Regions from separate parts of the Homo sapiens genome. Here region 2 is linked to region 1. A link is an interaction called in ENCODE POLR2A ChIA-PET data of the cell type or tissue named here. Cell type or tissue: PC-9. All regions are shown on one strand. Each heading gives the region's core, and the rest is flanking DNA. Links, peaks and the distances in the headings are about the cores only.

Region 1 (2,920 bases), core at 136-2,635:
GCCATACCTGGGTCACCTACCATCACTGGAGCTAAGGAGTGGGATGGTGGCTCCCAAGAGGAAAATAATGAGTCAATTACCAGAAGACATACAACAAGTTGGGGGAGGAAAAATAGCAAGAAATGGGATATGACGACAAGAAGAGTGTGAATAAATCCATTCTTAGTTTCAGATTTTGGCTGGGATTCATTGCGGCAAACCAACAGCAAAGTACTTTCCTGTCAAGATGCCTAGGTAGTTTTAATTCAGAGTTTCTCAACTTTAAAAAAAATGTCATTTCCCTAAGGAGCTTTGAAAAATGTGTTGGCCAGGTGCAGTGGCTCGTGCCTGTAATCCCAGCACTTTAGGAGGCTGAGGCAGGACTCTCGCTTAAGCCCAGGAGTTGGAGACCAGCCTGGGGAACATAGTGAGACCCTATCTCAATAATTTAAAAAATATTTATATTGAATATTGACAAAAAAAATTTTTTAAATGAAAATAAAATAAATAAAAACATGTTTTACCTAATCATCCCCCCTTTAAAATTTCTTAATACCACAGATCTAGTATATATCTGTTTATGTACTGTATGTTATGTCTATACTTCATACATAAGAAGAGTAAGTATAAAGTTTATTATTTTTATCTGATGCAGGGTTAGGAAGGAGGAAATAAAATTTTAAATTAAAATTTTAGTTAAATTAAAAATAAAATTTATTATCATTTAATTTATCTTAATAACTATCTTTGCTGAGTAACTTTTAATAGAATTTATTTTCCCATAATTATAATGCATCAAATTTTATATGTAAATTGGCAATTTATATAGGTAAATAATAATAACAATGTATTCAGTTTGTTAGTTTCTTTTTTTTTGTTTGTTTCTGAGATGGAGTTTCACTCTTGTTGCCCAGGCTGGAGTGCAATTACCCACTCTCAGCTCACTGCAACCTCCATCTCCCAGGTCCAAATGATTCTCCTGCCTCAGCCTCCTGAGTAGCTGGGATTACAAGCATGCACCACCACGCCCAGCTAATTTTATATTTTGAGTAGAGATGGGGTTTCTCCATGTTGGTCAGGCTGGTCTCGAACTCCTGGCCTCAGGTGATCCACCTGCCTGGGCCTCCCAAAGTGCTGGGATTACAGGCGTGAGCCACCATGCCCTGCCTGTAGTTAGTTTCTTAAAAATCACTCAAGGCTGGCCAGGTGTGGTGGCTCACACCTGTAATCCCAGCACTTTGGGAGGCTGAGGTGGGCGGATCATGAAGTCAGGAGATTGAGACCATCCTGGCCAACGTGGTGAAACCCCATCTCTACTAAAATACAAAAAATTAGCTGGGCGTGGTGGCACGCACCTGTAGTACCAGCTACTCGGGAGGCTGAGGCAGGAGAATCTCTTGAACCTGGGAGTTGGAGGTTGCCGTGAGCCAAGATCTCACCACTGTACTCTAGCCTGGCAACAGAGCAAGACTCTGTCCCAAAAAAAAAAAAAAAAAAGAAAAAGAAAGAAAAAAATCAGGCAGGTGGATCACGAGGTCAGAGGGTGAGACCATCCTGCCCAACATGGTGAAACTCCATCTCTACTAAAAATACAAAAACTAGCTGGGTGTGGTGGCGTGCACCTGTAGTCCCAGCTACTCGGGAGGCTGAGGCAGGAGAATCATTTGAACCTCAGAGGGGGAGGTTGCAGTGAGCCGAGATCATGCCACTGCACTCCAGCCTGGGTGACAGGGAAAGACTCCATCTAAAAAAAAAAAAAAAAAAAAAAATTCAAAACTGGTACTTTTCTAGCAAAAGCAACAGTTGAAAATAACTGATTTTCTAAACATGAATGTTTAACTTTTGCTTCATATGAAAAAATAACTTTTTTTTTTTTAAGAGGCAGAGTAGCTCGAGTGTAGTGGTATAATCATAGCTCACTACAGCCTCAAACTCCTGGGCTCAAGTGATCTTCTTGCCTCAGCCTCCCAAGCAGCTAGGAATACAGGCTTGAACCACCACACCTGGCCAATTTTTCTATTTTTTGTAGAGTTGGGGGTCTCGCTATGTTGCGTATGCTGGTCTTGAATTCCTGGCCTCAAGCAATCCTTGTGCTTTGGCCTCCCAAAGTGTTGAGATTACAGGCATGAGCCACTAGGCCCAGCTGAGAAAATAACTAGACAGTCATTATTTATTCCGATATTGTTGATATTTTTTCTTTTCAGCACTTGACATATTTATTGATAGTTGAATAACTTTTGTAGGATTAAATAGTAAAATATATATCATTTTAATTTAATTCTCAAAGCTCAAGTCACACACAAAAATACTGAGGATCAAATATAGACAATATACTCAAGGCAGCCGATAACAGCCAATAGGCACAAAAAGGCCACCTCTAATGGACTGAGCAATCAATTGAGAAGTCCCCCAGTCACAGCCATCTACTCACCATAGTTTTGGTACCAATCTAGAATACATTTTGTGTATCTGCTATGTCAATACCAACCCCACTGAGTTGGGAGTCCTTGAGGGGCAGGCACTCTTTTGATCACCAAGCTGGTTTCTTTGTTTGGATCCCTGCAATCTGTTGTTGAAATGAGGTGTCCAGATTTGAATATAGTATTCTGACACAAAGTGGAGAAAAAGGTTATCTCTTCCCCTTTTTTAGACAGCATTTATCTAGTAACACAGTCTAAGATTGCATGGGGTGAGGAGTAGCCTGAATGGCTCTCTAAAGTCTGTTAGTAGTGGGCCAGGTGTGGTGGCTCTCACCTGTAATCCTAGCACTTTGGGAGGCTGAGGCCAGAGGATCACTTGAAGCCAGGAGTTCATGATCAACCTGGGCAACACAGTGAGACCCCTTCTCTACAAAAAATTTAAAAATTATCCAGATTTGGTGGTGCATGGCTGTAGTCCCAGCTACTAGGGAGGCTGAGGTGGGAAGAGTGCTTGAGCTTGA
Region 2 (2,920 bases), core at 326-2,825, 340 kb after region 1:
TTCTGCTGCTAGGTGTATACCCTAAAGAATTGAAAACAGGTACTCCAACAAATACTTGCACATGTACGTTCATAGCAGCATCATTCACAATGGTCAAAAGGTAGACACAACCTAGATGTCCACCCATGGATGAATGGATAAACAAAGTGTGGTATATTCACACAATGGAGTAGTACTTGGCCATAAAAAATGAAGTACTGATATATGTTACAACATGCTAAATGAAAACATGCTAAATGAAAGACATCAGACACAAAAGGTCACATATTTATGATTCCACTTATATGAAATACCCAGAATAGGTAAACACATACAGACAGAAAGCAGACTGGTGTTTTCCAGGAGCTGAGGCATAGAGGAGGAGAAGGAGGGGCTGCTTAATGTGTGTGGGGTTTTATTTTAGGGTGATGAAAATGATTTGGAATTAGATAGAGGTGGTGGTTTGTATAACACTGTGAACGTATTAAAGGCCACTGAATTGTTCACTTTAAAATGGTTAATTGTAGGCTGGGCACAATGACTCACCCACTGAATATGGCAAAGGACTGATAGAAATGAAATAGACTTCCATAACCTGCAATCCCAACAGTTTGGGAGGCCAAGGCAGGAGGACTGCTTGAACCCTGGGAGTTGGAGACCAGCCTGGGTAGTATAGTAAAATCCCATCTCTATGAAAAATTTAAAAAATTAGCTGGGTGTGGTGGCACTCGCCTGTACTCCCAGCTACTCAGGAGGCTGAAGTAGGAAGATGGCTTGAGCCCAGAGTTAGAGGCTGCAGTGAGCTGTGATCGCATCACTGTATTCCAGCCTGGGCAACAAAGTGAGACCCAGTCTCGAAATACATACATACATACAAACATAAATTGTTCATTGTATTATGCAAATTTTACCTCAATAAAAAAGCTAACAAACCTAAGAAAAACAAGGCACAGTCCACCGAGGGGGCTTTCAGAAGCTGTCATCCTCTGCCAGCACCGTGCTAGGAAAAGAACGCGTCTTGCTGGGGGTAAATGATTTGGCCCAGCTCTGCTGCATGTGATTTCAGCCCCACAATAAACATTCTCACACTTTCAGCATTTTCAAAGCTGGGAGGTTTGAAGACTTCAGCTTCAGTCTCAGGTTTGCTGAATACTGTGAAGGACTGATGGAACCGGAGTAGATTCCATAACCAGAAGATCAAACTTATTCCTGAGCCTGGCAACCCCCTTGCTGAAGTTTACTAGCATAGCATATAAATGTAAAATACCCAGTTACAAACCCCAACACTGAGCCATTAAAAAGGTTCTTGATTAATATGAGGACTCATAAATGCTTAAAAGTAATTCTACCTAGAAGTTTCAGCTCAGGCATTTTAAACAGCGGCAGAAGGAAGTTTTGTTCTAATTTTTAAATGTGAATAATTAACCTCCCAGGAGGAAAAATAGCAGAATTTTAAGAGCAGTTCAAGCCAATAAATGTCCAATTTAAAAATAGATTAGTACTGCTGGTACCAACTGCCACCCTGACTTATCTCAGTGGCAATTAACATGAAATCAGTCATTACTTCAGTCAAACTGTTGGAGCCTGCACGCCCCTTTGCTCTGCTTTCAGGCACTTAAATGCTGGAATGAACCAATTTGGGGGAGATTATGGCTTGTGTAAAAGGCATTAAAAAATTCACATTTTTGCTACACTAAATGTTGTTACCAAAAAAGCTGTTACTACAGATTTCGTATTCTAAAAATCAGTTTCTTCCAGTTGGAAATACCATTAGTCATTATTTCTTAAGGTTTAGATCTAGCATTAAATAAATACATATTAACACACCCAACTATACAACAGGCTTTGGCTAGCAGTATCCTTATAAGAATAAAAAAGCAATGGTTCAGTCAGTTTTGTTCTAATATGTCATCATACAGAAAGGCAAATCCTTCCTGAGCCTCTTGAGGAGAACCTAGTTGCCAAAGTGTTCCTAGAAATTTCCTGTCAAGAAATTTCACTATAAAGAGACTCCAGGGTATGAACATGCTTGTGACTGCCCCAGCATAAAGCCTCCCTAATCGTCTTCTTTCAAAAGCAAAGAAAAGAAAAGGGGAGTAAGAAGAGGAGAAAAGAGGAGGGGAGAGAAAGAGAGAAGGGAAGAAGAGAAGAAATAATAAAGAAATGAAGGGAGTAATCTTGTTTCTCTGTTTCAGAAGCAGCTAACCCTGGAGAGAGAATGGACCAAGCTAAACATTAACCATTGCTGCTGGTAGGCCTCTGACAGCACAAGGTGGTGAGCCTGTCTTTCAGAAACCAGCTAGCTGGGTTCAAAACCAAGCCCATCATGTAGAAGCTATGTGACCTTGAAGAAGTTAATTAGACTCTCTGAACCTTTGGTTCTTTATCCACCAATAAAAATAATCTCACCTACCACCCAGGGTTGTAGGTCCAAGTGTATAATGTACAAATGAATAAATTAAGACAGTCTCACTCCTGTTGTCATTCCCTTGTCATTGAAAAGACATTGAGTACAAATGGATAGATGCTATCCAAAGAGGACACGTTCAGTGCCTGGACCATGGGCACTTTGCCCCTCTCCATGGTCTGAAGCACTAATGGCTGGAATCTAACCTGGAAGGTTGGTTACCCTTGTTGATGCTGTAGCAGGAAAGTCAGAATATAGCCAATGCTATTGTATTTTTTATTTAAAAAAAATTAAATAAAATAGTGATCCATTGCATATAAAACTGAACTAGAGTCCATAGTTTACGGTGGGGAAGGCTCAGAAGATAGAGGCAAGAATGTAGCTGCAGCATTTTCTTTTTCTTCATATCTAGGAGGCAATTCAGATGGAAGATGTGGAGTGTGTGAGGCCTCAGAAGATGAATTCGTCCCAGAAATGGTATATATAGATTCACAGTCTCTTTCAGAGGCTGCACCCTCTGAAGTTGGGGTCCTG

The links. ChIA-PET counts read pairs that join two places held together with the same protein. Peaks named below come from ENCODE experiments on the same cell type or tissue, not always from the same donor. Only the 100,000 strongest peaks of a DNase experiment are listed, where the experiment ranks them.
Region 2: POLR2A ChIA-PET joins it to region 1 with 11 read pairs; 2 of 35 experiments call an interaction of 5 or more read pairs at or near these places.

The regions. Positions count from the first base shown.
Region 1 is chr5:73,473,261-73,476,180 of GRCh38, reverse strand. No RefSeq gene overlaps it. Among named protein-coding and RNA genes, the nearest start is that of LINC01386, 1.8 kb to the right of the region's middle. In PC-9, for the core only: no CTCF peak of the experiment used is centred there; no DNase peak of the experiment used is centred there.
Region 2 is chr5:73,131,538-73,134,457 of GRCh38, reverse strand. It overlaps TMEM171 (transmembrane protein 171), which reads right to left. Exons shown (of 4, transcript NM_173490.8): 4 at 2,649-2,920. The coding sequence ends at 2,728. LOC105379030 (a long non-coding RNA gene) reads left to right here. Exons shown (of 2, transcript NR_134252.1): 2 at 2,175-2,450. Among named protein-coding and RNA genes, the nearest start is that of TMEM171, 12 kb to the right of the region's middle. In PC-9, for the core only: no CTCF peak of the experiment used is centred there; no DNase peak of the experiment used is centred there.